Regions from separate parts of the Homo sapiens genome. Here regions 2 and 3 are each linked to region 1. Evidence: chromatin loops called from intact Hi-C (ENCODE). Cell type or tissue: gastrocnemius medialis. All regions are shown on one strand. Links, peaks and the distances in the headings refer to the core of each region. The heading gives the core; the rest is flanking DNA. Region 1 overlaps PEX14 (peroxisomal biogenesis factor 14). Region 2 overlaps CASZ1 (castor zinc finger 1). Region 3 overlaps PEX14 (peroxisomal biogenesis factor 14).

Region 1 (10,263 bases), core at 842-8,841:
GGTTTAGCAGACAAATCTCTCTTTTTGCTACCTGAAAGTTACTGGTTTGTATATGAAGAAAGTATTTCTTTAATTTTGAGGAAATTGTGTTTTCTTTTGTCCGTGGTGCCGGTTTGGATTAGCAAGCACCCTCTCCATTTTGTTGCTGTGTGTTCTGCCTGGTGTGGTGCCACATGGGGGCTGAATAAATGCCATTCGCGGATGTTGAAGAGGGTAAGTATCACGGGAAGGAACCGAAATGAAGTGATCCTTTCCTTAGGTTTCTTGGACCATTACAAGTCTTTGGTGTTGATGGCAGTTAGGATTCTGGCTGTGCTGACAGTGTGTTAGTTTTAGAAAATTCTGCTACAGGTGACAGAGAACTCCAAACAAGAGTGGCTTAAAGAGAGAGGAATTTTTCTCTATTACATAAATGTAGGCAGCCCAGGCTGCCAGGAGGCTCTGTGGTCTGCAGGAACCCTACTCTGCCTCACTGCTCTGCATTCCTGACTGGCTCTCATCCGTCTCGTGGTGCAGTGTGAATGCTTCAGCTCCAACTATCCCACCTGCTGTCCAGCCAGCGAGAGCGGGGAGAAAGCGGGAAAAGGGCAGGCTGCCTTCTAAGGACACCTCTTGGAAATTGCCCATGTCCCTTCCACTTTCTCCCCATTGGCTGGATCTTGCATGGCTATCCTTGCCTGCGAGTGAGGCTGAGATGTAGTCCTGATCTCGTCAGCACATGTCCTCAGCTTTCCATATCCCATAGGAGGTTTGAGTTCTGATAAATACTGGGTTTAGGATAATGGTTGCCTCTGGGCTGGGGAGGAACACATGGCTAGCTTCAGTGGTATTTGGAAAGTTCTAGCTAGTAAATTAGGCAGGTTTAGAATTGCTCATTGTATTCCTGTTCTTATAACTTAAATAAATGTTATATTCTTTTGTATGTGTCAAATATTACAGGGTATGTTTTTTAAAGTTGCATTAGAATTCTCAGGTCTGGCTTCTTCTCTTGGTCCCAGCTGCAAGCTGTGCAGAGAGAAAACTTAGAGCCTACACCACTGGGTAGTGTTCCCAAGCACTCCTGACTTCCTGTAGCTCTTTTTTAAAAAAAATTCTGAATGGATTTTTTATTTTTTAAAAGTCTTATTGAGATGTAATTTACGTAAAATAAAATACACCCATTTTAATTGTACAATTTGAGTTTTGATAAGTGTACATTTCCATATAACCATCACTACATGACAGAACATTTCCAATACCCTGAAAGGTTCCCTTGGGTCCCATTTCCAGTCAATCCACCCTCCTTGATCCTGGCTTGAGGGCAACCACTGATCTGCTTTCTATTACTACCTATTAGATTTCTTTCCTAGAGTTTTTTTTCTTTTTTTAATATAAATAGAATCATACAGTATTGTACTCTCTTGTTTCTATTTTTTTTCTTTCCGCTCAGCGTAGTGTTGCCGAGATTCACCCAAATTGCTGTGCGCATCCGAAGCCTTTTCCTTTTTACCATTGGGTGGGTGGTATTCCATTGTAGGGATGCACCACAGTTTGTTTATCCATTCACCAGTTGATGGACTTTGGGTTGTTTCCAGCTTTGAGCTATTACGAATAAAACTTTTGTGAACATTCGTATACAAGTCTTTGTATGTTTTTATTTCTCTTGGGTGAGCGCCTAGAAGTAGAATTGTTGGTTTATATGTTAAGTGTATGTTTAACTTTATAAGAAGCTGCTAAACTGTTTTCTGGAGTGGTTGCATCATTTTACCTTCCCACCAGCAATGTTTGAGAGTTCTAGTTGCTACATATCCCCAACAGTTGGTCTTCTCAGTCTTTTTAATTTTAGCAGTTTTAGTGTGTATATGCTGGTATCTCATGGTGGTTTGGGTTTATATTTCTTTGATGACTGATTAGGTTGAACCTCTCTTTGTGTGTTTATTGTCCACTTGCATATCTTTCTTGTGAAGAGTGTGTTTCAGTATTTTGCCCATTATTAACAGTCTTCTTACTGAGTTGAATGAGGTTTTTAATGTATTCTGGATTCAAGTTGTTGGTCAGATACATGTATTATGAGTATTTCCTCCCAGTTGGTGGCTTGCCTTTTTATTTTCCTAACATTACCTTTTGAAGAGCACACAATTTTAATTTTGATGACATATATTTATCTTTTTTTCCTTTTATGATTCATGGTTTTGCATCCTAAAGAAGACTTTGTCTATTCCAAGGTTGAAGAGACTTTCTCCTATATTGTCTTCTAGGAGACACTGTCTCACTCTGTCACCCAGGCTGGAATGCAATGGCCTGATGTTGGCTCACTGCAACCTCTACCTCACGGGCTCAAGTGATCCTCCTGCTTCAGCCTCCCAAGTAGTGGGGACTACAGGTGTGTGCCACCACACCTGGCTAATTATTGTATTTTGTGGAGAGATGGGTTTTCACCATGTTGCCCAGGCATGAGCCACTGCACCCAGTTTATAGCGTTAGTTTTTATGTTTAGGTCTGTGATCTATTCTTAGTTAATTTTCGTGAATGGTGTGAGGTGAAGGTCAAGGTTCGTTTCTCCCCATAAGGATATCCAGTTGTGCCTATACCTTATGTTCAAAAGATTATCTTATCCGCATTGAGTTACATGTCTATAAAAAATCAACTCACAGCCAGGCTTGGTGGCTCACATCTGTAATCCCAGCACTTTGGGAGGCCAAGGTGGGCGGATTGCCTGAGCTCAGGAGTTCGAGACCAGCCTGGCCAACATGGTGAAACCCGGTCTCTACTAAAAGTACAAAAATTAGCTGGGTGTGGTGGCAGGTGCCTGTAATCCCAGCTACTCAGGAGGCTGAGGCAGGAGAATGGCTTGAACCTGGGAGGTGGAGGTTGCAGTGAGCTGAGATTGTGCCACTGCATTCCAGCCTGGGTGACAACAGCGAGACTCCGTCTCAAAAAAAAAAAGAAAAAAAAAAAATCAACTGACTATATATGAATGGGTCTGTTTCTAGATTCCTCTTTTAAAAAAAAATAAAAAAAAAAACAAAGCTATCGAAGTATACTTTATATGTCATACAACTCATCCATTTCAACTATACAATTCAATGATTTTTAGTAACTTTACCGAGTGATGCAGCTGTCACCATAAATCAGCTTTAGAGTACTTCACCTCCCCTGCAAGATCCTTTGGGCCCATTTACTGTTAATCCCTCTTCCCACCTCTAGCCCCAGGCAACCACTAATCTCCTTTTCATCACTATAAATGTCCCCTTTTCTGGACATTTCAGGTAAATGGAATCAGAATATGTGATCTCTTGTACCTGGCCTCTTTCACTTAACCTGATGTTTTTGAGGTTCATCCATATTGTAGCATGTATCAGTAATTCATTCCATTTTATCATGGAATAGTATTCTGTTGTCTGGTTGTACCTCATTTTGTCCATCAGTTCAGCAGTCGATGGACATTTAGATTGTCTCCAATTTTGGTGAAGATGAATAATGCTGCAAAGAACATTTCTGTGCAAGTTCTGTGTGGACATACGTTTTCATTCCTCTTGGGTAGATATCTAGGAGTGGAATTGCTGGATGTGGTAGTTTTATGTTTCTGGATCCTTCTTAATTCTTTTCTTTCTAATTAGCTTTTTGTAAGTATAATTTACATACAATAAGATACATCAATTTTAAGTATACAATTCAATGAGTTGTACAAACAAGTTGTAACTCATTTAACTCCTGTAACCAACACTACAATCACAATATAGAAAATTTCTATCACCCCAGAAAGTTGCTTTGTGCCCTTTATGTCGTCCTTTTCCCCTGCCTCTGGTTTCTGTTAACCACCAATCTCTGCTCTGTCACTGTAGTTCCTTGTGCCTTTTCAAACATTTCTTATAGAACAGGTGCAGTGGCTCATGCCTGTAATTCCAGCACTTTGGGAGGCTGAGGAGGGCGGATCACCTGAGGTCAGGAGTTCGAGACCAGCCTGGCCAACATGGTGAAACCCTGTCTCTACTAAACGTACAAAAATTAGCTGGCCGTGGTGGCGGGCGCCTGTAATCCCAGCTACTCGAGAGGATGAGGCAGGAGAATCCCATGAACCCGGGAGGCGGAGGTTGCAGTGAGTTGAGATTGCACCATTGTACTCCAGCCTGGGTGACCGAACGAAGCTCCATCTCAAAAAATAAATAAATAAATAAAAATAAAACATTTTGTATAAATGGAACCATATAGTATGTAGACTTCTGTGTCTGGTTTCTTTACCGTAACATAATGGTTTTGAGATTGATTCATGTTTTTATATACATATATATGTATTGATATATAAATACATATTTATATAAATACATATAATTTTATTCATATATAATTTATATATGCATTTCTATATTATATGTAAATATATGTAATATATATTTGGAAAATACATATAAAAGGAATGAACTGTTTATGTCTATATCATGATTGTGATTCATGGTTTTTGCATCCTAAGAAGCCTTTGTCTACCCCAAGGTTGAAGAGACTTTCTCCTATATTGTCTTCTAGGAAGTTTTATAGTGTTAGTTTTTTGGAGACACCATCTCACTCTGTTGCCCAGAGTATATTTATTATATATTTATATATATTATACACAAATATATATAACTTTACATATATATATATATATACACACACACACACACACACACACACATATATATATACACAGAGAGAGAGAGATATCATTCTTTTTCATTACTGAGTTGTATTCCAGAGATCAGTGGGCTTTCTTTTTCGTTTTTCTTTTTTTTTTGAGATGGAGTTTCACTCTTGTTGCCCAGGCTGGAGTGCAATGGCGTGATCTTGGCTCACTGTAACCTCTGCCTCCCGGGTGGGTTCAAGTGATTCTCCTGCCTCAGCCTCCCGAGTAGCTGGGATTATAGGCATGCGCTACCACGCCTGGATAATTTTGTATTTTCAGTAGAGACGAGGTTTCTCCATGTTGGTCAGGCTGGTCTCGAACTCCTGAACTCCTGACCTCAGGTGATCCGTCCGCCTTGGCCTCCCAAAGTGCTGGGATTACAGGCATGAGCCACTGCCTGGACTTTTTCTTTAAATGGGTATATTTTAGACTTTGTGAGCCACATATCTCTGTCACATGTTTTCCTTCTCACCTTTTTCTCTTCTCCCTTCATCCTCTCTTCTTTCTCCTCCTTCTTCCTCTTCCTGTTCTTCTTCTCCCTTTCCCATGACCACAATTCTTTAAAAATTTAATAACCAGGCTGGGTGCGGTTGCTCACGCCTGTAATCCCAGCACTTTGGGATGTGAGTTGGGTGGATCACTTGAGGTCAGGAGTTTGAGGTCAGGAGTTTGAGGTCACCATGCCTGGCCAGCATGGTGAAACCCTGTCTGTACTAAAAATATAAAAATTAGCTGAGCCTGGTGGCATGCCTGTAGTTCCAGCTACTTGGGAGGCTGAGGCAGGAGAATCACTTGAACCCAGGAGGTACAGGTTGCAGTGAGCTGAGATTGCGCCACTGCACTCCAGCCTGGGTGACAGAGCAAGACTCTGTCCCCCCACCGAAATAAAAAAAAAATTAATAGCCATTCTTAGCTCATGGCTACATAAAAATAGGCTAAAGTAGGATTGGCCAACTGGCTATAGTGCCAACTTCTGTTGCTCCATGTACCGCAATTTCTTTATCTGTTGACCAGTTGGTAGTCATCTGGCTTGCTCCCAGTTTGGGGCTATTATGAGTAAAGCTGCTGTGAACATTCATGTATAAATCTTTATGTGCACTTATACTTTCATTTCCTAGGAGTGGAATGGCTTAGTCACATGTTAGGTCCATGTTTAACTTTAAAAGAAACTGTCAAACTATTTCCCAAAATGGTTGTAGCGTTTGTGTTCCCATCAGCAATATGTAAGAGTTTCAGTTGCTCCATATCTTTGTCAACACCCGATAGTCTCATTTTTGAGTTTAGCCATTCTAATGTGTATGTAATGGAACCTTATTGTATAGTACTTTTAATTTGGATTTCCCTAATGGCTAATGACATCAAGCATATTTTCATGTACTTATTGGCCATTCGTATATCTTTTGTACAGAGTCTCTTCCAATCTTATGCCCATTTTAAAAGCCACTTTGTCTTTTTATTATTATTGAATTGTCAGAGCTCTTTATGTATTCTAGTTACAAGTGCTTTGTCAGATATATGCTTGGCAGATATTTTCTCCCAGCCTATGGCTTGTCTCTTCATTTTCTTGACAGTGCCTTTTGAAAAGCAAAAGCTTTAAATTTTGATGGTGTCCATTTGATCAGTTTTTTCCTTTTTGGTTCATGCTTCTTATATCTTAAGATGTTTTTGTTTACCCCAAGGTTGCAAAGATTTTCTTCTATGTTTTCTGATTTCTTATAGAAGTTTTATAGTTTTTGCTTTCTTGTTTAGGTGTGACCCATTTTGAGTTAATTTTTGTGTATGGTATAAGGTGAGAGTCAAGGTTCATTTTTTTTTCCTATGGATATCCAGTTGTTCAGCATGGCTGTTGCAAAAATTATCCTTTCCCCATAGAGCTACCTTGGCCTCTATCAAAAATCAGTTGACCATGTAAGCATGGGTCTATTTCTGGACTCTTCTGAATTCTTAACAGCTTAATTAGAGCTCATATTTTTTAATCTATGGACAGGGGATATAGATATGCCTCTCGGTGTCCTTCCTGCCTAAAGATGACACTGCTAATGGCATTGTAGCCCATGAAAAGTGGAAAAGATTGTCTTTCATGGGATGTACGTGTAAATACAGGCTTTGCATTTTCCAACAGGACTACTGTTGGGCTACTGTGGTGCCTTTTGCCATCCAGGCTGCCAAGTCCTTCTGTTCAGAGCAGAGACGATCTGTTTCTGTTGCTGCTCTCTGGGCCTGTCTTTCTGCCCACTGCCAGCCATCCACAGCCATGTGCTTCAGGGCCCACCCCGCCCCCAAGCTATAGCCAGCCCTTCTCAGCCCAGCCAGGTCCCCGTCTCTCTGCACTTGTGCTCTCCACCTCTGTGCTGTAGCAAGCACTGATTTGGTGGGCTGGCTTTATTCCAGGACCTTACTGGGAGTGAGCCTGTCTTGTCATTTAATTTTCAGGGTGGCTTCTGAGCGAAGCTGATGGGCTGATGTGAGAAGCTAGAGACACTGCTGTATAGAGACATGGCTCCAACCCTGATGAGCCTGGAGGCGACCTCAATGGGCTGGCCCCGTTTCTACCACTGCCTTGCCCATGCTTGGGCTGCCAGCCTCCCCAAGGACGTGAGAGTTCTCTCCCTCTTGTCAGCCAGCACATCACTGGAGTGCCTGTTGTCTCGGCAGGATGGTTCCGTGACAGCTCTCAGCTCTGTGTTGCCGATGAACCTTTACTGGATTGCAGGATTTCCATGGTGTGGATCGGTCTGTGACTTGCTCAGCAAGGTTTCAGGCTCAACATTGCCGTGTTGTATGCACAAGTCCTAGTCCTGTGCATGTGTTCTTAGTTGATGATGTTTGTTCTCACCTGTTAGGTGAGAATTTGGTTGGTGGAGGTATAAAGAAACAGAGTCATGTTGGTTTTGTTGGTGTTCAGTGAATAGTTAGGAGCTGTGGGGATGCACCTCTCCTGCCCCCGCTCTACCATGGTTTTACCCAAACTGGAGCCTTTGCGCAGGCTGACCTCCATGGAGCCGGGCAGAGCTTAAGCTAGTTCGTGGAGTCCTTGGAAGGTTGGGTTTTGAAGAGCTCCATGCCCTTTGCTCTATAGCAGTTTATCCCCTGACCTCATTGCAGCCCACAGCGCCACAGCGTAGAGGCAGTCCAGGAAGGCCCAGGTGTGCAGGATGAGGATTGCCACCACAGATGCCCGTCTCTTCAGCCTTCACAGAGATGCCAGGGCTTTGGTACTGGTGAGGAACCCCTGCCACGCAGCTAGGGCGCCGGTCCTTAGACAGCTGGGCTCTGAGTGAGAGTGAAGATATCGCCTGTTCTTGGATTCTTTGGGGCTCACAAAGCCCTGCCACCTTCAGTCAGTGCTTGATAAGAAGAGAAAAATGTCCTTGGAACCCCCCTGGCTGGTGGTGGCATGAGGGTTTCTGACCCCAGGCTTGTTGCCCACTTGCTACCTTGTCTGCCTTGTCTGCATGGCAGGCCAGTCCCTGCTTCCAGAGTGGAGACTCGAAGCATTTAAAAAGCCCACTCATTCTCTTCCTTTTCTTCCCAGCTAGAGAAGAGTGACTGCCCCATCTCCTGCCCTTGTCTTTATACCTCCGGACATTCAGGGAGCCTGGTGGCGGGGAGGTGTGTTCCCAGGCGCCCTGCTCTCAGTTCCCTTGCGGGGTCTGCACCAGACTTGGAAAAAATAGGCCCCAGGGTGGGGAGGGGCAGGACTTGAGGTGGTCGTGGCTGGGAGTTTGAGCTAGTGTGGACTGTGCTAATGTTTTTGCAGTAGCCTGGTCTGTTACCCTCTGAGAGCCACACAGCGGGTAGGAGTCATCTCTATCCGAGTTTTTCTCTTTTTTCATTTTGCCACAAGACAGAATTGTATCACACATCTCCAAAACGAGTAAAATGGCATTTCAGCTTCTTGTCTTTATAGACTCTCTGAACTTTAGGAAAGATCATTCTGGTCCCTTTTCATTAATAATGAAAACCAGGGGGCAATAAAATGTTCTTAACGTGAGCATGGCAGGAATGAGGAGCGGTGAGGGGTGAAGGGTGAGGCTGCAGGGACCACAGGTGTTTCTTGGGGCTGGAATAGCTCAGAACTCTGGAAAGTGAGGCAGCTATTGGGAGGGTCCTGGTCCTCAACCCACACAGCCAGCGTCTGCTCAGCCTTGACAGCCCAGAGGGCCCCAGAGAAGGCTGTCCTTCTCATGGCGGGATGTTTGCGGGTGAGCAGAGGAATCCAGCAAACTCCAGGTGCTGGTCAAGCTTTCAGCCAAGTCACAGCTGCTTTCTTGCAAGAGGCTTCATGGTGTCTGAGAAATCAGTGGTGAATATGGTATTCGGGCCGTGGGCCCCGTTCTGCACTTGTTCTGCCTGAGGATTTTGGCTGCAGGGAGGGATGTTCCGGGTATGGATGAAGGCCCTCCTGAGCAGGGACTCTGAGAGAGCGGGGTGGCCAGGTTGCTCTGTCTTCACTTTTTCCTCCTGAAAATGGACTTGCACTAGATGTCAGGTTTTGTATCTGGAGCGCCAAGCAAAGCTGGCTAGAAGAGGGGAGACAGAAGAGACACCTGACCAGGACTCCAAGTGCCCGGCTCCTTGGGGTCGAGGTGAAAGATCCGTCTGCCTCAGTGCTCTTAGAGCTCCCTGTATAACGAGAGGTGATTTGTGTCGGGTGGGGGTGTCCACCATCAGTGAAGTAGCACTGTCCCCTTCCCATGGCAGTTTCTTAGACACCGAGTGTCACTGCACAGCCTGGGAAGGGAGTGGGGGAAGTCCTTGCTAACCATAACACAAACCCCAGAACCCATAAAAGAATAGATTGATAAATTTGTATAAAAACCTCTGCATGCGACAAAACACCATTAGCAGAGTCAAAAGAAAAATAAACCAGAGAAGATGTTTGCGATGCAGATCACAGACAGCGGGCTAATATCCCTGCTATATAAAAAGTCTCTCTAAAGTGACAAGGGAAAAGAAATCAAGTAGAAAAGTGGAGAGCATACAGTACACCGAAAAGGAAATGCTGATGAAAACATGCTCAATCCTCACTCAAAATGAGATCAATGCAAATTAGAACTAGAGTGAACTTCTGTTTTCCTGCTGTGGTATTGGCAGGAATCTCTGCGTTTGAATCGTGCATTGTGTGGGCGCAGCCGTGGGGAAGCAGGCATTGCGCAGCGGCTCAGGGTGAATTATCGGCCCCATGGAGGCAGGGTGGCAGTATTTCTCAAAACTGCAAATGCACACGCCCTGGGACCACCCTCTGGGGGTTCTGAGGCTCACAGGGTGCGTGTCCCCATGTGGGAGATGGCACGTGTGCACGTTGTTGATGGCAGCGTGGTGTGCAGTAGTAGAAAGTTGGAAATGAGCTGGGTGCCCATCGGAGGGCAGGTGAAGTGGAATATCCTGCAGCTGTAGAAAACAAGATTGAGAGATGGGGAAACGTGAAGGAAGAGAAGACATCCTGTGCCACCTTAGGTGTGCACACAGACTCACTGGAAGGATAAATGTAAGACTACTAATGGCTGTTGGTGGTGGGGAAGCCTTTTTTCACAGACTGCCCTGTGCTATTCGATGAGTAAACTGTATGCGTGCTACCTGTTCAAAAAGTGTAAAACAGAAATGGGAGTTGGGGACTGAGG
Region 2 (10,263 bases), core at 1,395-9,394, 54 kb after region 1:
GGCAGAAGCTGGCCAGAGGTTCAACGAGCCCAACTCTGGGAGGGCAGTGCCATCTCGTGCAGGTGGGGCTGCAGCCCCCTTGGGCACGGGCTGGCAAGCCACAGAAGCCCGGGCTCGGCACCCAGCATTCAGGGAGCATCAGGAGGCCGCTGGCTGAGGGGCACCAGGCCTCCCAACAGGGAGGGATTCGAGGTGGGGGCAGGCAGCTGGGCAGGGGAAGTGTATCCTTCCCCAGGCAGCAGGGGCCGCCCTGATCTGCTCCAAGGCATGCAGCCCCCTGGGGTCCGGGAGCCCCCCCAGGGTTCAGGAGGAGCTCTGGGGAAGGGTCTCGCTCAGCCCCACACCATCCACTACTTGACTACCCAGGCCGTTCCCCTGCCCATGGGTTCAGGCTGTAAGGGTGTATGCACCTAACCCCGGTCACTACCTTTGCTTCCTGCCTCCCCCAGGGCCCAGGCTCTGAGCCCAGGAGCCAGGGCCACCAGCATGGACCCAGCATCCCCAGCCAGGGTGGCGCCTTCTCAGCCAACCACAGGCCTGCATTCAGCACCCATGGCAGCAGGTAGAGAAAGCCTGTCATGGGCAGATGGGGTGTGCTGTCATGGGCAGTCCCGGTGTGCATGCTAGCAAAAGGCAGAGCACACTTGTGCCTGGGAGTGTGGGCGTGTGTGGGTGGCGTGTGTGGGGGGCGTGTGCGAGGTGCACGCGCAGGTCCAGGAGCGGGGGGGCGCTGCAGGAGGGCTCACGCATGGTTCTGTAGGTGCAAGAGTGAATGTGAGTGCGGCGCGCACCTGTGTGTGTGGAAGCGCATGGATGGGAGCCTGAGTGTGCACGCGCCTGGATGCACAGTGGATGTGTATAAGGTGTGAGCGGCAGGTGTGTCCTCAAGCACGGGCAACCCTGGTGAGGAAGGAGGCCTCCTGTCTAGTCTGGCTCCTGGCTCTGGGCATTGTGGGGTGGGGAGCGCCTTACTTGACAGTGGAGACGGTCCCCGTGGTGATGGAGTCTGTTTTGGAGAAGGTTGACTTCAGGTACTCGGGAGTGTTGAAGGACAGGGAGGCAGGAGGCTCTGGCCCTGGCCCGGGGGCGCTGGGGGCACTGGGCACGCTGGCGAGGGGTGCGGGAGCCAGGCTGGGGGTGGGCGGAACCTTGGCGGGGCCTGGCTTCTGGATGCCCCGGACGTCGTACTTGGAAGGGCGCCCCACCTTGCCTGTCTTGAAGGCGATGGCCCCGCCCATGTCGGGGCTGCCCTCCCCGGGTTTGAAGAGGTGCAGGTACTTGACATTCTCCAGGTCGTACTTGGATGGCTTCTTGTAGGTGCTCCCGTTCTGGGGCCGCAGATTCTCGCCGGTCTTCAGTTTTTGGATGAAGAAGTCGTACTTGGAGGCCCGGGCTACCAGGTTCTGCATCTGGACACTGCTGTGCGACGGCAGGGGCAGGATGGTGGCCTTGGTCTCCAGGTGGGCCGTGCTGCTGGGCAGCCGCAGGCCGGGCAGGGTGCCCACCACCTCCTTGCCCACCCGCTCCTCGGTCTTGGTGCTGGGGGCCGGCCAGGAGAGCTGCTCGCCAGCCTTGAGCTTGCGGATGTACTCCTCATACTTAGAGAACCGCGCCCGCTTGCTGAGGGTATCCTCGGAGGTGGGCAGCATGGAGGAGGTGGCTGCCTCCGGGGTGGAGCCCGCGTGCAGCTTCTCAAAGCTGATCTTCCTGGCCAGCTCGTCCCGCGTGTTCTGGTCATCATAGCCAAACATGCCGAGGAACTCGGTCATGGTGGAGGCCGCGTAGTCCCGCAGCGAGGAGGCCTCTCCTGCAGAGGAGGATGGGGGCGCATCACCTCTGGGAGGGAGTGGGAGGGACAGGAGGTCCCCCCACTGGGGGCCCCCACCCATAGAGGGAGGGGGTCAGTGTGGGGAGGGGCGGAGCAGGACACGATCTATGGACGTTTGGCTCACTTGTTAGGTTTTACGACTCTTAAATTAATTTGTTTTAAAAAAAAGTAATTAATACTGGGGTAAAATAAAACGAGTTCATCAATGCCAGGAAAATCAATTTCCTAAATGTTCTGGCCGATGGCTTTTCAGTACATTAAACAAAGTTTCATAAATGTCTCCGCTCTCTCGCCTTGGCCTAATATGAAAGAGAAGTCATTTTACTGGAAGTAAGGCCAGATCCCAACCTGCCTCCCAGGACAGGGAGCGGCAAGAACCGGGGACAGGTAGGGACGTGGGCCAGTGGGCAGCTGGGTGGGAGCCCAGGGGTGGGGAAGATGCTCTGGCCGGGGTCGGGGTGGGCCTGGCTGGAGGACCTCCCTTGACCCCACAAATGGATCCCCTGGGCAGATGAAGGGTCCACTACAAGCCTTCCTAGGACCTGGCCTCTTGGCCTCCCCACACCTTCCCAGGTGCTGAGGGTCCCTGACAACACAGCTCAGCCAGGGGCGCAGGTGTGTGGATGTGCCCCTGGCCTGTGACATAGGACCTGGACACGTCCTCCAACCCCCTGGCCTCCTCCAGTCACTTGCAGTCACACAAGGTTGGGCCACCCGGGGAGGGCAGGAGTCCGGGCAGGGCCTGAGTGCAGCCTCCTTACTGTGGCCACCCCGGGCACACCAGGAAGCCTGGAGCCACCTCCCCACAGTGACATACACACACATTCTCACATATCAACACACACTCACACACACAAACCCACACACAGTCACATGCACATGATCCCATACAACACACACATGCATTCTCACACACACACACACGGTCACATGCACACAATCACATACAACACACACATGCATTCTCAAACACACACACAGTGACATTCACACGATCACATACAACACACACATGCATTCTCAAACACACACACCCAACACGGTCACATTCACACAATCACATACAACACACACATGCATTCTCAAACACACACACGGTCACATTCACACGATCACATACAACACACACATGCATTCTCAAACACACCTACACAGTCACATGCACACACACACAAAACATACACATGCATTCTCATACTCTCACCCACAGTCACATGCATTCACAACACACACATCCATTCTCACACACACACCCACAGTCACATGTACACAATCACATACAACACACACATGCATTCTCATACACTCTTACACAGTCACATGCAATCACATACAACACACATATGCATTCTCATACACTCTCACACACCCACAGTCGCATGCACTCATACGCCATCACATACACACTCACATAAACCCAGTTAATTACATGCACACAATCACATACAACACACACATGCATTCTCATACACTCTCACACACCCACATTCTCACAATCACCTATAACACACACGCATTCTCACACACACCCTACACAGTTACATGCACACAATGACATACAACGCACACATGCATTCGCATACACTCACACACCTACACACAGTCACAACACACACATGCATTCTCATACACTCTCATATCCCCACGCACAGTCACATGCAATCACATAAAACACACACATACATTGACACCCACCCACCCCCACACACAGTCACATGCTCACAATCACATACAACACACACATACATTGACACCCACCCACCCCCACACACAGTCACATGCTCACAATCACATACAACACACATGTGCATTCTCATACTTTCACACCCACACACCCAATCACGTGCATACAATCACATACAATACACACATGCCTTATTACACACTCTCACCCGCACATACGCACAGTCATATGCACACACATGCCATCACATACATAAACCCACACACGGTCACATGCACACAGTCACACACAACACACATGCAATCACACACACTCTACACACCCAGTCATGTGCTCACAATCACACACACAATCACACACACTCTCACATACATCCAGACACGCAGTCACATAAAACTCATATACTTGCTCACCCCCACACAGTCACATGCAGACTCTCACATAAAACACACATACCCAGACACAACACACACACTCATACAGACTCACAGACACCACACACTCACACACCTCACAGACTCTTGCGCTCACACTCGGGCTCACCAGCTCCCATCCCTAGCCGCCTTCCTGCCTCTGCAGACATACAGGTACACAACCCCCTGAACCCCTGCCCTGGGTCTCTCGGAATGAGGGAGAAGGCGGTCAGTCCCAGGCTAATTCTGAGCTGTTCTTGCGGACCCACCTCTTCCGCACATGCCCCACCCCATGGCCGAGCCGTGACCCCAGTGCACACGCACACCTGCCCCTTCACTGCCCGTGTGCTACATGCCTCCCGTGTGCCATGCCCTGCATCAGGGTTAGGTGCACCCGCGAGACTGAGACCTGCACGGCCCCCGGGGACACCATGTTCTCTCTGCTCATGTGCAAGCCAGCCACGTGGGCACACTTGGGGCGGCAGGACCCCAGGCTGACTACACAGCCAAGGGAAGGCGTGGCTGGGGGGTCTCCTCCCAGGCGAACCTGCCAGGTCTGGGATCCTCAGAGACACCTGGGATGGGGGTCTAGAGGGGCAGGACTGGGCCTGGGGAGGGGAGGACACCTGGCGGGATGTGGAAGGAGAGGCTGTGGGCTCCGGGGAGGGCCTGGGACCCGGCTAGGGGAGGAGAGGACAGTCACAGGCAGCCACCTGGCACCCAGGGTGCACAGAGGGACTCAAGAAACCAAAAGACAGCTGTTCCCCTGGGGCGGGGCTGGCGGGTCAGCCGCTGTCCTGACCTCAAGCTACACAGGGTTGGGGGGCCCAGCTAGGGAGGAGTGGGCTCTGGCTGCTGGATTCAGTGGCTCAGGGACCAGGGAAAGGGGCTAAAAATAGCTGGAGGCAGCTGAGCCCTCGCTATATATGGCAGAGAAACAGGCTTCGAAGGGCAGGCAGCTTGCACAGGGAGGGGACCAGGCAGGGGTCCCTGAGGGGGCCCACAGGCCTGCATGGCCGAGCCCAGGGCCCAGAGAAGGTGGCTTGGGGGCCGAGCCCACAGAGGCAGCCAAGGCTCCGCTGTCTGTGTCCTCCAGCGCTCAGCGCTGAGTAGGCAGTCCCAGTGTCGGGCTGAGGGGGCGAGGCCTGGATCCCTGAGGCCATTGGCAGTTCCAGGCCCGCCTCTGCCAGCCCCGCTCTCCACTCCTCTGGGGGAAGGAGGCAGGGGCTGAGGCCCACTCCGCTCCCCGTCAGCTGCGGGCAGAGCTGGCCTGGGTGGGGGTGTGGAGGGGACGGTGGCCCTTGTCGCGTTCCTCTCCTCTCCTCTCCTCAGGCCCAGCACAATCACCTTGTGTCTGGCAACGGCAAGGGCTTTTCCTATCAGAGGAAACTGAAGGTCACACTTTTCCTCATTGATCTCGCAATGTTTGTTAATTACTCTGTCACTGATGTGGCGAAGGATAATTAAACAGCTCTGTTTATATCTTACATGCATAATTATGTGGCTGCGCAGGGCTCCCCGCACGGGGAGGAGATGCACCCCTTGCTGCAGGGGAAGGGCTAGGGGAGCGGGCAGGGGAGGCGCAGGGCACCGGGCACAAGGCTGGGAAGGAGGCCGGGGGCAGAGAGAAGGCCCAGACCTGGGGGCTGTGGTCCTGGCGACCCCCTTGCCTGCTGGAACCCCCGGCCCACCCTCCCCTGAGCAGAAGGCGCGCAGGGCTGCTCTCGATCCCCAGGACATGGACATGGAGACACCAGCAGAGCAGGGCCTCAGTGCCTCGTGGGAGAGAGGTCAGCCAGGGGACCGTGGCCGGGGCAGCTGGCTGTAAGAGGATACGCTGGCCGGGCTGGCAATCCATGTGGCCCTGAGACGTCCTGCTGGGAGGGCCAGGGACAGCGGTGTAGGGAAGGAAGAGGAGGCCAAGGGGAGTGGCAGGAGAACAAAGCTTGTCCTGGGCTCCTCCGAGAAAGCTCCGTAAGTAGCAGAATGTGCAGACAGCAGGCTCACAGGCTCATGCCGTTGACCGCTGCGCCCCTCTTGTGCCAGGTACTGTGCCCGGTAAGCTCAGGCCTCACAGGTGTGTGTAAAGAGTCACCTGCCCACCATCTGTCCAGCCATCTATCCCATCCGTCTGTCTATCCACCCACCCGTCTATCCCTCCCTCCCTCCCTCCCCACCTGTCCACCCCTCTGCCTGTGGTTTCTTGAAGACCCACTGTGTGTGGGGCAGCTGCAGCCCTTCCCTTCTCACCTGGGGTGCCCCTCCCCGTCCTAGTCTCTCCCACTCCAGGAGCCCTCCCTGGGTGGGATGAGGGGCCGGTATTTAGAGCAGGAGTGAGGAGTCGGGTGTGCTTACCAGACACACTGCCCCTTCCCCACTGGCCTCCCTGTCCTGGCCTTCAGCCTCCCTTCGAAGGCCAGGCACCCACCTGAAGCCTGCCTGGTGCTGGGGCCGCTGTCCTCCTTGGAGGCTGCCCCGTCCGAATCCTTCTCCTCCAGGGCACCGCCGTCCTTGGAGGGCTCCTCCGCGTGGTCTTCCTCATCGCTGCACCCCTGGGGCTGCACCATGTAGACACCCTCGGGAGGCAGCTCCAGGCCCTCGCGGGCAATCCGCCCCAACACGGGTGTGGGTGCCGGCTCCTCGCTGTACTCCCCGTTCACCCACTTCTCGATCACTGCCCGTCTCTTGTCTTCCTCGCTGCGGGGGGCCCGGGCTGCCCCAGACTCAGGGCCACTGCGCTCTTGGTCCCGGGGCTGCGATGGGCTGCCCTCCGTGTGGGAGCCGGCGTCAGCTCGCTTCTCCACCACCACCTGGCGGCTCAGCTTGGCGCAGATGGCGTTCAGCTTCAGGCCACCCTTGCGTTTGGGCGCCATGGCGGGCTTGCCTGCAGGCGGGTCCGTGCACCGGGTGCCCTCAGCTGCAGGGATGGAGGAGAGCACGGAGGTCAGAGGCGTGCAAGGCCAAGAACAACCCACCCTCCCGAACAGCCCTGCATCCCCCAAGCTGCAGGCCTCCCCCATTGACCACAGTGCCATCAAACTGCCCTGAGACTGCCTGGCATGTGTCTATCTCCCCCACTAGTCTATGAGCTCCGTGGCCATGCTTGAGAATCACTCTACTTTCTGAGCCTGGCAGGGTGCCTGGCACAGAGTAGGTAGTTCAAGAACTAGTCTGTAAATGAACAAATGAATGAATGAATGCCTCTTCAACTACAAGGGGCGCCCAGGTCCTGGAGGCATTTCCTAGGCTTGCTGGGCCCTGGGAGGGGGTGTGCCCTTTGACACACAAGGAAACTGAGGCCCAGGGAGGTTAAGGAGCCGGCTATGCGGTCAGGCTGTCAAGGGACAGCGTGGCATTCCTGGCAGCTTGTTCCGCTTGGGAGCGTCCTGCCTTACCACACGTTCCTGGGGAGGAGTCACAGAGAGCCAGGGACCAGCTTGTGCCAGCCTCTTGCCTCACTGTCCCGGCAGCACTTGGCTGGCACCCTCCCACCCGAGCACGTCAGCCCCTGGCGGCTCCTCTGCCAGGCCAGGTCCCTGGGCCCTACCTGACTCCAACCCTGCTCAGCAGAGAGCAGAGATCTCCTTTTCTCCCAGCCACTCAGGACCCTCCCGAAGGCCTCCGTGTTCCTCAGTCTCCTCCCTGCCTCAGGGTCTTCTCCAGCCCTTGCCAGCCCCCTCTTGGCCTCTCTGTCCATTTCCTGTTGCCACTCCCTTCCCCAAGCCTCAGTCAGAGCCATCCAAGTGGAGTTCCTCATGGCACTTCCTAGGGCCACTTGTCCCTATCCTAGGACCTTGCTCCCCAGCCTCGGCCAGCCTCTGCAGCCCCGGAAGGCCTGGCCAGCCCACTTCCCAGCCCCCAGGAGCTCCAGCAGGTGCAGGGTGGGATCGCTTAGGTCCCTCACGGAACGCCCCGAAGCGCCGGTCACAGCACCTAATCCCCGAATGTGACAGCCCGACACACACAGCCGGAAGGAAGCCCTCATGAGGCGACTTGAGAGCCAGCGACCTCCCTCGCGGCCGCATAGCCCAAACTCTGTCCCTGATAGGGCACCGAGGGTCCTGGGGGGGCATACGGCAAGCCCACCCACCACACAGCCTGGGACCTGCCACAAAGGCTGGCGAGGGTGGACACACACACACGCACACACACGCGTGCACACACAGCGCAGCCACATGGAACTGTCTGTCTGTCCGTCCATTTAGTGAGCTCCTTCTGTGGGCCAGACCCTGTGGTGGGGCTTGGGGACAGCGCAGTGGCCACAGCAGCAGGGGCTCGGCTCACACTCACTGTGTACAAAACAAAATGTGCCTCTCCATGGCCCTCACGGGAGGAATGGGCGTGTCAGAGTCTCCACATAGGCGGGAAGGCTGAGGGCAGGGCCCCCCGGCTCCATGGTCAGAAGGGGCTTCACTCTAATGATCACCCCCTGCCAACTTTCCACATGCCAGGAAACCCGATGAGAGGCCTACCCAGGCGGGAATGGCAATACCTGGGTCCACCCAGGGGCCGCATCCCTGAGGTGGACTTGACTCATACGCACAGATAACCGTCCCCTGATAGACACAGTGCCTGGCCGTCCCAGCCAGATCCTTCCCTTGTAGCCAGTGGCCAGTACGGATGGCTCACTTGGCCCAGACGAGACAGGGTGACTCTAGCCCAGCCAGGCCCACTGCCAGAGAAGGGTCTTCTCAGCCCACTCCCAGGCCTTCCAGTCCTGTGACCCTGGCTTCAGGGCCTTAGACACTTGCCCAAGCCGATGCCCACTCTACCCAGGTTCGTCCACATCTCCAAGTCTGTGCCACCCACACCCAAGACCCCAAGCACGATGCGGGGCCCCTCTCGAAGTTCTGAGACGGGGCCTCCTCTTCACAGCATCCCACTCGACCTCGGAGCTGCCCAGCAGGTTCTGTGACGCCGGGTGTCCTCCAACAGGCCTCCGGGGAAGCGGGCCTCACCTGGTCCCCTCATCCCTTGCCCTGGATGGGGAAGGGAAGGGGGGAGTGGGGGAGCCTGCACTATTTTTACCAGGAGGTAAGCAGCCAAGTGTGGATGGCAGACAGCAAATGAATCTGTAAATATTTATCCTAAGGAAGAGGGAAGCAGAAGCTCCCAGGGCCGCACTTGCTGCTGGTGACGCCCCCTCCCCGGGCCCCCACCCATCCTGGAGCCTCCCCGCACTTTGGCCCACCCAGCCCAGCCCACCTTCTCCCCATCTCGGCTGTGTGCCTGGCTCAGTCCCTGCCCGGGCCCCCACCAGCTGCGGTGCAGCTGTGTACCCAGGACCCGCCCCCAGCCCCAGGCCCCTTTGCTCCTGCCGACTCCCCCGGCACCTGCCCTCCAGCTGCCGCGCTGCCCCAGCCCACCTGCCTTCCAGATGCTGCCCTCCCTCTCCCTCTCTTGCTGGTCCCAGGGGTGGAGGTGGGAGGCGTGTGGGCCGGGGACACAGGGGCAGGAGGCAGAGGTAGGGCTTAGGTTTGTAAGTGCGAGCGCGTGTGAGGCTGGGCGGCGGGAACAGGGGTGCGTTGGAGCTGAGGTCTAAGCTTTCCGCCGCCTTCCGGCCCAGGGCCCTGGGATCCATAGACGATCCGCCCCCCACCCCGCTGTGGTCTGACCCCAGACTCCTGTCCATGTAAACATTCCTCTGACTTTCTTCCCTAAAATATAAACGCCGTGGCCAGGCCTCAATGGAAGGAAGCCATCCGTCCCCGGCCCTGTCACTGCCCCTTTCATCTCCTTCCCGCCACCAGCCTGCCCGCTGCTCTATTTACACTGGACACTTCCTCTGGGAACAATACTGCCCAGGAGGCAGGCTTGGGCCAGAGGGTGGGAAGGCGAGGGGACTCCTGCTCTGCTTCCCCAGAGACGGGAGAGGCGAGGGGAGGGGCTGCCGAGGTGGGCTGGGCCGGGGCCTGGGACCCACACACAGTCAGAGCCCACTCTCTGCTGGTGGCGGTGCTCTTGGCCTCCAGCCTCTGGCCCCACGGGCTCTGGCGCAGCACCAGGGTATGGCCTAGCCTCTGGGGTCAGGGAGTTGGGAGCTCACGGCGGAGCTCTGCCCTGCGCTAGCTCTGGCCCTGGGCAAGATTTTTCCCTGTAGAAAGGCGGCCAGGCTGTTAGGTGAGAGAGGGCACCTGTCTGTGCCAAGCACAGGGCCTAGCAGGGATGAACCTGGGAAAAAGCAGCTGAGCCCTGGGAGGGCCACCAGGCAGATGTGGTGCCACACGTGAGCTTGAGATTCCAAGGCTGAGAAACCTTACCTGGCCTGGAAGAGGCAGGGGACAGAGAAGAGGCCAGAGGTCTGGGGCAGGGGCGGGCTGGCCTCTCAGCCCCTCCTC
Region 3 (10,263 bases), core at 669-8,668, 96 kb before region 1:
CCCACCAATTATAGATCAGCAGGGAAGGCAGCCCAGGGATGGTTTGTGGTTGGCACAGGCTGCCCACCTAGAAATGTGAGTTATTCTCTACCTGCCACCAAGTTGGGCTTGACTAGATCGATCCTTTCCTAATTTTGGACTTTGGCATCTCTAATTGCATCACACGGCTCCCTGGTTTACAGGTTTCAGCCTCATTTCATCCCTACACGTGCTGCTGGTGTCTTTCTTAGTTCATGCCTCCTTGGCATGTCTACAAAGTATTAATTTGCAGAGGTTTTGTTTGTATTTTCCTTTGAGGTTCCCTGGTGCCTAGAATGGTTAGATGGCAGGCTGCAGATAAATAATTCTGTTGAAACAGCAGGTTTCTGTGCATTTTTGTCTGGTGTGTCCAAGTAAAGGCAAGTCTTTGTGGGCACCATATTAAGCCCCCTTTTTGAGCATTTATCTGATTTGTGTTCCAGCTTATCTACTTTGCTCTGGCATGGAGAAGGAAAAGTCCCATTTCCTGCTAGGCTGCCAGGCACTTATGTAAGACTTTTAGGTGCCAAAGTAGGAAAGGAGTCCCTGTGTTGTATGGCCGTATATATTTTGCATGTGTGTTTCCTGGCTGTTTGGCACCTAGGCACTTTGCTAAGCCCTGTATGGGTTGGGCATATACCGTATTGCTCAGCTCCTGGCAGAAAATAGGCACTCATACATATTTGTGGAATGAGTGAGTGTGTGTGCTCACTTATGTGCGATGGAGATGATGAGCCAAGGAGTTGGATTGCACAGTTGCTGCCTGGCGTCCTGCTAGGAACTTAGGGTGCAACATTCCCACTGGGCCACACATATGCCGATGTTCAGTGGATGACTGCTACGCAAGCAACATAAAGAGGCCATTTTATGAAAGGGAACATCAGAGGAAACATTATAACTGAGACCTTTATAGCCTTTCCATTATTATGGTTTAAATCTTGACAGTCTTTATTTGCAATGACACTGGGACCAGTAAAGACAATGCTCACTCCCACCTCCTCGTTCTCCACATCCTGTTCCGTAGCTGTGGTGCACCGATAGGCATCGTTAAATGTGCAGGCAGCAGAGCTGCTGGTTTGTCTAGAAACAGCCCCTTTTGACTCAGAAGTTGGAACCCAGATGACTCACCATTCTATTTGTTTTATTGCAACTGTCATTTCATAAAATGCCCTGACAGCTTTAAACTGTAAATGCCAAAGTGAGGTTTTTGTCTTTTTTATTTTGTTATCTCCTGTTTTTTCTAATCTTTTATATTTCTATTTTCTCCTTTCTTTTCAGACTTATTTTCTCTTTCATTACTGTCTCTTTCTCTGTCCCTCCCTTCCTTCCTGCCTCCCCCCTTTGATGACTCTAATGGCATGAGTAGTTGAAGTGGTTTTTGCTAACATCATGGTGCGTTCTTTCCAGCTTTAATGCTATCTGATTGAGCGTGTCTCCCCTCAGATTTTTGTGTAGGGTTTAGAAATGGAAATGACCATGCACATCAGAGTTTAAATTTTCCTAGGAAAGTCTGCCATGAACTGTAGGACCTATAACTTCTAGAGATGGAGGGACCCCTGACATCTGTGGACTATGGACTCCTGACTTCTGTGGACTCTAGAATTTATGACTTCTGTGGATTGTGGGGCCTCTGACTTCCATAGACCGTGGGACTGTGACTTCTGTGGACCCAGGGACCTCTGAATTCCATGGACTGTGAGACCTCTGACTTCTGTGGCCTGTGAGATCTCTGACCTCTGTGGCCCGTGGGACCTCTGACTTCTGTGGTCTCTGGGACCTGTGACCTCTTTGACTTCCAAGTCTTCTGTGGACTGCAGGACCTCATCAACACGTGTATTGCCAGAAGAGAGGCTTGATTGTGTTAACCTGTTTCTCTCCAGAGGTGTCACATACTAGAATTTCTGCTCAGTCTTATGGCTTAGGTGGGGTGTTGAGTCTAAATATATATATTTTTTGAGACGGAGTCTTGCTCTGTCACCCAGGCTGGAGTGCAGTGGCATAATCTTGGCTCACTGCACGCTCCGCCTCCCGGGTTTACGCCATTCTCCTGCCTCAGCTTCCCGAATAACTGGGACTACAGGCGCCTGCCCCCACGCTCGGCTAATTTTGGTATTTTTAGTAGAGACAGGGTTTCACCATGTTAGCCAGGATGGTCTCGACCTCCTGACCTCGTGATCTGCCCTCCTCGGCCTCCCAAAGTGCTGAGATTACAGACGTGAGCCACCGTGCCTGGCCCAAGTCTAAATTTTTAAGGACTAGAGCTCTCAGACCAGGACTTTCTGGATCTTTTTTTCTGATACCCAACACTGTGGCACTTGACTAAGTCACCTGATTGATGACATGAGCATTGCTGGGTGTTGAAACACCTGGCCAGGGAAACAGAGACTTCTGTGGATTCATCCAAAGGATGGCAGACAGATTGTGGAATTTTAATGAAGGTGGGGTGGATCCCTGATGTTCGCCTGCTTTGAAGCATAGCAGAATCCCAGCATTAACTTCAGGGGTGTTGGTTGGAAACCTGCACTGGCGTCGGTGGTTATATTCCACATTTGTCAAATCCTTAAATCCAACTGAACTAATTTTAGAAGTAGCTAGTTATAATGAAAAAGAACAATATATTCAGATGCATAGGATCGTTTTTAAATGAAATGCTCCCTGTTCTTTTCCTTCTTTTTTTTTTTAACTTTTATTTTTTATGATGGAGTCTTGCTCTGTCGCCAGGCTGGAGTGCAGTGGCGTGATGTCGGCTCACTGCAACCTCCGCCTCACGGGTTCAAGCGATTCCCTGCCTCAGCCTCCTGAGTAGCTGGGACTACAGGCGTGTGCCACCACGCCCGGCTAATTTTTTGTATTTTTAGTAGAGATGAGGTTTCATCGTGTTAGCTGGGATGGTCTGGATCTCGTGACCTCGTGATCCACCCACCTTGGTCTCCCAGAATGCTGGGATTACAGGCGTAGGCCACCGTGCCCGGCCCTTTTCCTTCTTTTATAAAAGGCCTTTGGTCTCTTTTGGCCTTCAGGGTGAGCCATCCTTTGACTTATATTAGAATACATTTTTTTTCCTGTATGCCTCCAATGAAGGAGAGTGTGAGAGTGTTTTCTATGATGTGAGTGGGAGAAAATAGCGTGTTTTCACAATAGTTAACAAATTGATGGCTGTGAGTTTTGAAAGTGAGTTCTGTATATACACTGGGGTAGGATTCCACATAGAATGCTGTTTTTCACCCACCTGGCTGGTTGTCTGATTCTAACATAGCTGCTATCCCTGATTCTAGAAATCAGAAAACCACAGGCTGTTCACATAATACTCTACCCTTCTGAGGCTAAGGTGGGAACAGGATGGTGGCGGGGTTTGAGTCAACATGGTCTCAGTTCCCACCAAAGACCAGTGTGTTCCCCTGTTCCAGCCGACAGCTTGAACAAGGATTCTAAAGTTTCTGGCCGTTTTAATTGAACTGCAGTGAGGGGTGGCCCGATAGCCTGCTTAGGACATGGGTAATTACTCCTAGGGCCTGGGAGCCAAGTGTCCCTCGCAGGTTCCCTCTTGGTTCTCTACCTAAGGATATCTTCCCCTTCCCTGGGCAGGGCCTCTGAGGAACAGAAGGATCATTTAGTGCTCATGGCCTGCTCATTCCTTGGCTTCTCTGCTGAGCTATCCAGCAGGGGTGCCAATTCTTCCATTTAGCTGACTATTATATAGCCCTTAAAAGGGAAGGGTTTATTTTAGCTGGCTGCTATATTGATTGCTATAGGGACGTTTCTATTTTCACTGGCTGCTATATTGACTGGGAAAGGGAAAGGGGCCGTATTGCCGGGAGCTGTCATATTGACTGTTACAGAAAAGATCTGTATTTAAGCAGTACCAGTGCACTGGGATCTCCCAGGCAGGATATTAATGCTAATTCATCCGCTCACCCCCTGCTGTGAGTGTTATTTGTTTAAATCTGTAGATTCCCACAGCGCGTTTATATCCTCACTAGAGTGAGCTCCGCTCCCTGTAATTATTTAACATTATATGCTGATATAAATTGTAACAGTTAAAGAATGGTAATGAGTAGCCAAAAAAGAAAAAAAGAAGAAAGAAAAGAAGGAAATAGAAAAAAAGGAAAAAATGTATAAAATAATCTATGCCTCTGTGTGTGTGTGTGTGTGTGTGTGTGTGTGTGTGTGTGTGTGTATGGTGTTAGAAACGGCAGAGTCACCTTCTAAAACAGCAGTGAGAAACTTCTGTCATCCTTTCTCCCAGTTCAGGTTGATTTGTACGGTGCTGCTCAGCCCACGTATTGTGCATCTGTATGTGTGTATGTGCGAGCGCCTGTGTACGCACGTGGTCGTCACCCGCCAGAAAGATGCCATAGTGAGGTGTGCTATACTGTGTTGTTTGTGCACGTGTGTAACAATATACAGTGTTTGTTCAATGTCCTGGCAGGAAATTGGTCTATTAGCGATTCACCTTCTTGGTGAGTAGCTAATACCTTATTTTGTTCAAGGTTCCACGTTCACACAGGAACTTTGGGCCTAAGACGCAACTCAAGGGAAAGCCATTGGGGAATGCTCAGTTGGGATTGAACTAATAGGCCATTGGGTGTCACTGTCGCTCTACTGGCTATAGGAGAAAGAGGGGTTATCTGCTGGGGAAACTGGATTTCAAAAGAAAGAAGTTTTTCTGCTTGAGTTGGAGGTGTTGTCTCTTTGAGATGTTTGTCTCTCATTTGGAGATTCCTTTAAAAAAGTAGTTGTTTGCTTGTTTTTGCTACACCAAGCTTCTGGCATTTTTATTGTTCTTGAAAATTGTGTACTGATTGCGATCTGTTCTGCTATCACCTGCAGTGCATCTAGATGAGAACTTCTGTGTGCAGAAAACTGTCCCCCTTAAAAGCCTGGGTAACAAGGAGAGCTGATTTGGGCAAGAACTTGAAAAAGGAGGGAGAAAATCTCCTTGGGCAAATGCTTGCCACTCCCCTGCCGCCTGCCCCTGTGTAGGTGGGAAGAGAGCGCAGAGGGAGAGCCAGGCTGCTGCCTGGTCACAGAAGAGTGGGCTCCGTCCTCCAGCGGGCTCTCCAGCAGCATGGATCTGTGCCAGGCTTCACCACAATTCATACTGTGTCAGTTTAATAAATGCACTACTTAAATTATGAAATTACAAAAGAAAAAAGAGAATGCACTTATTCAGACTCTTAATACATTAAAAATAAGGCATTAAAACTCTGACTTTTTTTTTTTTCTTCCAGAATCAATAATGAACAGGAAGGGTTGTAGACATTAACAGTCATGGACATTCAAACTCTTATACATAAATTATCTTAGAAAAATGCACATAAGACTTGAATAATGTAAATACATTAATGCATTTAATAATTTAAACATTAAAGCGCAAGCAGGAATTTGAGGCCGAGGCTGTTCTGAGGTAAGGGATTGGTCCTAGAACTCGTGTGTCCCAGGATCGATGGGTGATTTCCCCTTGAGACACCCTGGAAAGAGAGTGCCTGGCCGGCTTGTGTGGCCGAGGATCCCTGGACATTCCTGATCTCAGCTGCCTCCCAGCCTCTTATTTTTGTGTATCCTGAGCTTCGTTCTCAGTTTCATGTTCTCTACTCCTGTGCTTCTAATTGTTTGTTAGAAAACTAAATGTTTCCACTTCATAGAACAATAAACTTTGAGAATGTCTTGGTTGAAAAACCAAACCAAAGTAAAAAATCCTTCACCCGGCTCTGGCTGCTTGTCTGCTTGTGATTTGAGAAAAAGGAAGTGGCTGCTCCTTGTGATCAGCCTGTCATGTCTCAGCCTGGAACTCCACTGTGTGCTGTGGTCAGGGGATCCAGGTTGTGACATGCTGACAGATTTGAAGACTGGATCTAATGGGAGAGCAGAAACGATATCCTATATTAGCCTCTGTGTGTTGGGCATAACGATGGCAGGTAGCCATGCCAGGAAACAAGACAGGTGCCATGGAGTTAGACTCAGTGGTCTGTGATCATACCTTACTTTGATTTGAGGGTTTAACCATTGGGTAGACTGATGCTACTGTTTTTTCCCCTTTCTTCCAAAATTGTATTTGCAATAGCAGAAAGTCACTGGAAACTCCTTTTCTGGCAGAATACCGAATGATCTAATTCAATTTTTGACATCTGCACTGTGAAATACCCTGGGCAGAACTAAGAAGCCAGGCCTATGTGTCTTAAGTTTTCATTTATTAATGCTAATGCTGTTCTCTGGTTGTTCCCTAGCCCTGTTTTATAGTCCAAATCACAGATGAGAAACTAGAAGAACTGTAGAAACTGTGTTACTGAGTACATAGTCTGAGAACTTTGTCTCTCTTTGTAGAAGAGTGTGTCTATTTGGTCAGTAATGCAAATGTTGTCCCACTGGGTTTGCTGTGGGACCCACTAGGTTTGCCGTGGGACCTTGAGAAACGGTTATCAGATGGCGGTGACTGAACCAAACCTGTTTTCATTATTGCCAGGTCCGTGGGAGTCTTTTACAGGATCTCAAATCTCCTGCCTGAAACTTTACCTGGGATTGTCTTGATTTGACCCAAGCCTCGTCTGTGCTGGCATCTGTGACTTTGTTTGCAACCCTTTCTAGTCTTTGTTGTGGCCAAGGACAGTCTGGTCTCCCAGCTAACATGGGTACAAACCAGCTTCTAGCTACTTGCAGGAGAATAGCTATGGGTTGACTTGGCATCTGAAGCAGATACAAACAGATTAGGCTGAGCTGCCCCAGAACAGCCAGAAGGAAAACCAGTACTTTAAAAACTGGTCGTCAGGTATTGGTTTAGAAAGAAAGTAGTTTGGAGAATGGGTGAGGACAGCCTGGTGAGTGATCCCGAGGTCACGGGCTGTCCTTGGGATGTGCTCAGATTCTTCTCTAGACCTGGAGAGCAACAGCCGTGCCTCACAAGCCCTTCTCCACATGTTTTGTTTTAAGATGGCAGAGCCTTTCTTTGCAGTTTTAGTTCAGCCTTGGGATGACGGTCAGACCTCGGTTTGTTCTTTTCTTTTCCAGTTTTCAGAGCCCAAGCCTGCTCCCTCTGTTGCTTGTCCAGCCTTGACCAGTGACTGTCTTCAGCCTGCACTCTGCATTTCACCCCAGCAGTAGGAAGAAGTGAGGTCAGAGGAGCACGTGAACCAGGGAGAATCGAATTCTCTTTGGATTTTGCTGGTCACACCCAGCAAAGCTGCTTTCTCTTCCCTTAAGTTCCAAGAACTGTTTGATGGCCTTAACTGCACAATTGGCTTGTGCCAGATTGAGATGTGTTGAACTGGGCAGTGGAGGTGGGGGTGAGGGGCAACTCCCTCTCCTATTGGGGGCAGAGTGCTGGCTGCATCAGGCAGTGATCAGATAGGCACTGATCGGGTCGGTTCACCCTCTGATATAGCCCGTATGCAGACTTCCTTTGAAGAGAGAGGAGTCAGGCTCATTAATTAAAGGAGCCTGGCTTGAGAGGCCTGTAATTATAGGTGCTAGAAATCTGAATTTTAAGAGGTTGTGCAGCTGCATTTTGAAAAATGTAGGGAGGCACCGAGAAGTACTGGTTGTGGGCAAGAATGTGGCTGAACCAGATTTTGGAGGTTCAGGTTTTGGCAGAATTCCCCTCCAAATTCATATTTATTCTTTCTTTCCATTTTGTTCTTTTTTTTTTTTCTAAATGGGAAGCAGAACCTGTGATTTTTTTTTTTTTTAAATGAAGGTTACACCCTGTGACCGAGAGGCTAGCATTGTCAGAGTATATGGGGGGCAGAAAGGAGTTGCTGTGAACTAGAAGATGCTTAGTTTTTGAGGAAACGGCACATCTTTGGGCCTTAGGGATTCAGTATTTGAAAAAAATTAAATAATTTCTTTCTTGAAATGAGTGAGGGGAGCAGGGAGCAGAAGCCCAATTTGAATGCAGTCTAGGGAAGTAAGTCCCAGGCAAATGGTGGACTCTAGAACCTTTGTCCCAACTTGACTTCCCCAGAAGTGTCTCTTCCTCTGTCATGCGTTACTTTTCCATGTGAACCCTGAGTTACAAACAGAAAATTTCAGACCTTTATGGGAAGTCCTGACCTGTGCCTTTTCTCTCTCATTTCCTCAGTTATTTGTAGGTTGACCTTTTGTTTTGGGTGCTTTTTCGCTCTCCTCTCCTTAAAAAAAAAGTATCCCTCTTTGCTTCTTGTCAAAAACCTTTATTTCGGTCCCTGACTATTTGCATCTCTGTTAATTAAGCATGGCTAATTTGATATGTAGATGGGATGGGGAGGGTTAAGGGTTAGATGAATAGAGGTCTACTCCCTGCCTCCCCCGGGTGGTGGGCAGGGGTGCTCCACAGACCTGCAAGACTGAACAGCTACACACGGCTGATGGCAAACCCGATGCCAGGGGGAACCTCCTCTCTGCCTCAGTGGTTTTGTCTCCTTGGGGATATTGAGAGCGTCATCCCGTTTCACAGACTGGACCCTCTGTGAAGGGCTGAAAAAATAAAATATAAAGGCCAGTTCTCTGTGCTCTTTTCTTACATTCTTGTAGTGTATATATTGGGAAATCCACGGGTGAACCCTTACACTGTAGAATAGAACACAAGTGTCCAAGACTCTCACTTGGTGCATTTACAATATGCAAATTCCAATTCCAATTAGATTGAAATCTCTATTTAGCAGAGTGGTTTTGTGAAATAAATAACTTTTGAAGAAGGAGGCCTGCTATATGTAATAAATATATATTTTTCCTTCAGTTGCCTGCATGGTGCTTCCTGCGTTCCCAGCCCTTGCCCGAAATGCTGATTCCGAAGCATCTTTGGGCTCTTTACAGAAGAGATGCTTCTCCTTCCCTTCCTGGCACAAGGATTTCATCCTTGATTTACAGTGCTCAGCTTGTTAGTGCCGGTGAAGGGGAGAGATGGTGTGAAGGTCGTTATGTCCGTTTTGTCCTCTTGGAGAGAAAGTGAGGGAGTGTGTTTCTTGCCGTGTGCTTGTCGTGGTAGTGGTGGAGTTGGAGAGGCCCCCACTTCTGTCAAAAGGAGTCGAGCCAAACTCTCATCCTCTCTTCTTCACCCTGTATACTACACGTTGTCCAACAGGGGGTGAATGATTTCAAAAGCGGAATTCAGAATTTCAGGAAGAGTAGCACACCACCGAGTAGAGGGCCTCCCCCTAACACCCCCCTTTTCATCATTCTCCCCTCCTCAGCCCAGCCGTGACAAACTGACAGATAATTAACAGATCAGACCCTCCTATTAGGCGTGCCCTGTGCTGGAAGCTGCTCTGGCTTTATGCAGTCCTTTAGCAGCTCTGTGTGTGTGGGTGGTGCCTCACTAAGTGGCCATAGCAGAGGGCAGGGAGTGCTTTGGGAAAAGCAAACAGAATGCTCTTTGGAAGAGAGAGTGCTTAAGAGGGAGAGCGGGGGCAGTAAGGTGCCTGGCTTGAAAGCACCTGGCGAAAAGACTCGGACTTTCAGGGTTGTGATCCGGAATACCACCGCCTGTCTCAGGGAATGGTGCGCTGGGTTATAATAGGATGCCTTATTACAAAAAACATTTTGAAGGCCACTTCCCAGGTCAGGCTATGCATTAGGTGCACTCTTCCTTCGGTGTAAGACTGTGCTGGACTTGCAAAATTGGAAGTGTGCAGCCTGTTGTGTTTCAGCCTTGGCATTAAATATTTCTACAGAGACACTGCCCTATGTGGCTTTCTCTCAGCTACCTAACTTTTCTTTCCCTGGTGGAAAGAAGAATTCATTGTGAGAATATTCATTTCTACTTACTAGTGACTTTTAAAAACTACTTTTCTTTGTTTTTGGACACAGGGACTTGCTGTGCTGCTCAGGCTGGAGTGCAGTGTGCAAACACGGCTTACTGCAGCCTTCACCTTCCGGCCGAAGTGATCCTCCCGCCTCGACCTCCATGTAGCTGGGACCATAGATGTGTGCCACCACACCCAGCTCATTTGAAATTTTTGTTGTTGTTGTTGAACAGAAGTGGTGAGAGTAAAATAAAAATAAATTAAATAAATAATATGTTTTGGTAGTGACAGGGTCTCACTTTGTTGCCCAGGCTGGGTCTCAAATTCCTGGGCTCAGGCGATCCTCTCACTTCAGTCTCCCACAGTGCTGGGATTACAGGCATGAGCTGTTGTGCCTGGCCTTCTTCTTCTTTTTTTTTTTTTTGTTTTTTTAACTAGAGACAAGGTCTCACTCTGTCACCCCAGGCTGGAGTGCAGTGCTGCGGTCATAGGTCACTGCAGCCTCAACCTTCTGAGCTCAAGCGATCCT

What was found. Peaks named below come from ENCODE experiments on the same cell type or tissue, not always from the same donor. Only the 100,000 strongest peaks of a DNase experiment are listed, where the experiment ranks them.
Region 2: it touches region 1 in a loop (2.3-fold over the local background); 2 of 110 quality-filtered maps call a loop at or near these places.
Region 3: it touches region 1 in a loop (2.9-fold over the local background); 5 of 110 quality-filtered maps call a loop at or near these places.

What each region holds. Positions count from the first base shown.
Region 1 is chr1:10,605,749-10,616,011 of GRCh38, forward strand. The region is part of intron 4 of PEX14 (peroxisomal biogenesis factor 14); the gene reads left to right. Among named protein-coding and RNA genes, the nearest start is that of PEX14, 140 kb to the left of the region's middle. RefSeq lists an enhancer at 9,784-10,263. In gastrocnemius medialis, for the core only: no CTCF peak of the experiment used is centred there; a DNase peak (open chromatin) is centred at 5,473; H3K27ac peaks cover 2,327 bases.
Region 2 is chr1:10,658,730-10,668,992 of GRCh38, forward strand. CASZ1 (castor zinc finger 1) reads right to left here. Exons shown (of 21, transcript NM_001079843.3): 5 at 6,354-6,842; 6 at 973-1,807. Among named protein-coding and RNA genes, the nearest start is that of CASZ1, 130 kb to the right of the region's middle. RefSeq lists enhancers at 1,038-1,548, 1,549-2,059, 5,683-6,431, 6,432-7,179. In gastrocnemius medialis, for the core only: no CTCF peak of the experiment used is centred there; DNase peaks (open chromatin) are centred at 5,043, 5,772, 7,342, 7,849 and 5 weaker places; H3K27ac peaks cover 5,462 bases.
Region 3 is chr1:10,510,005-10,520,267 of GRCh38, forward strand. The region is part of intron 2 of PEX14 (peroxisomal biogenesis factor 14); the gene reads left to right. Among named protein-coding and RNA genes, the nearest start is that of PEX14, 40 kb to the left of the region's middle. In gastrocnemius medialis, for the core only: a CTCF peak has its summit at 4,594; DNase peaks (open chromatin) are centred at 767, 2,367 and 5,807; H3K27ac peaks cover 425 bases.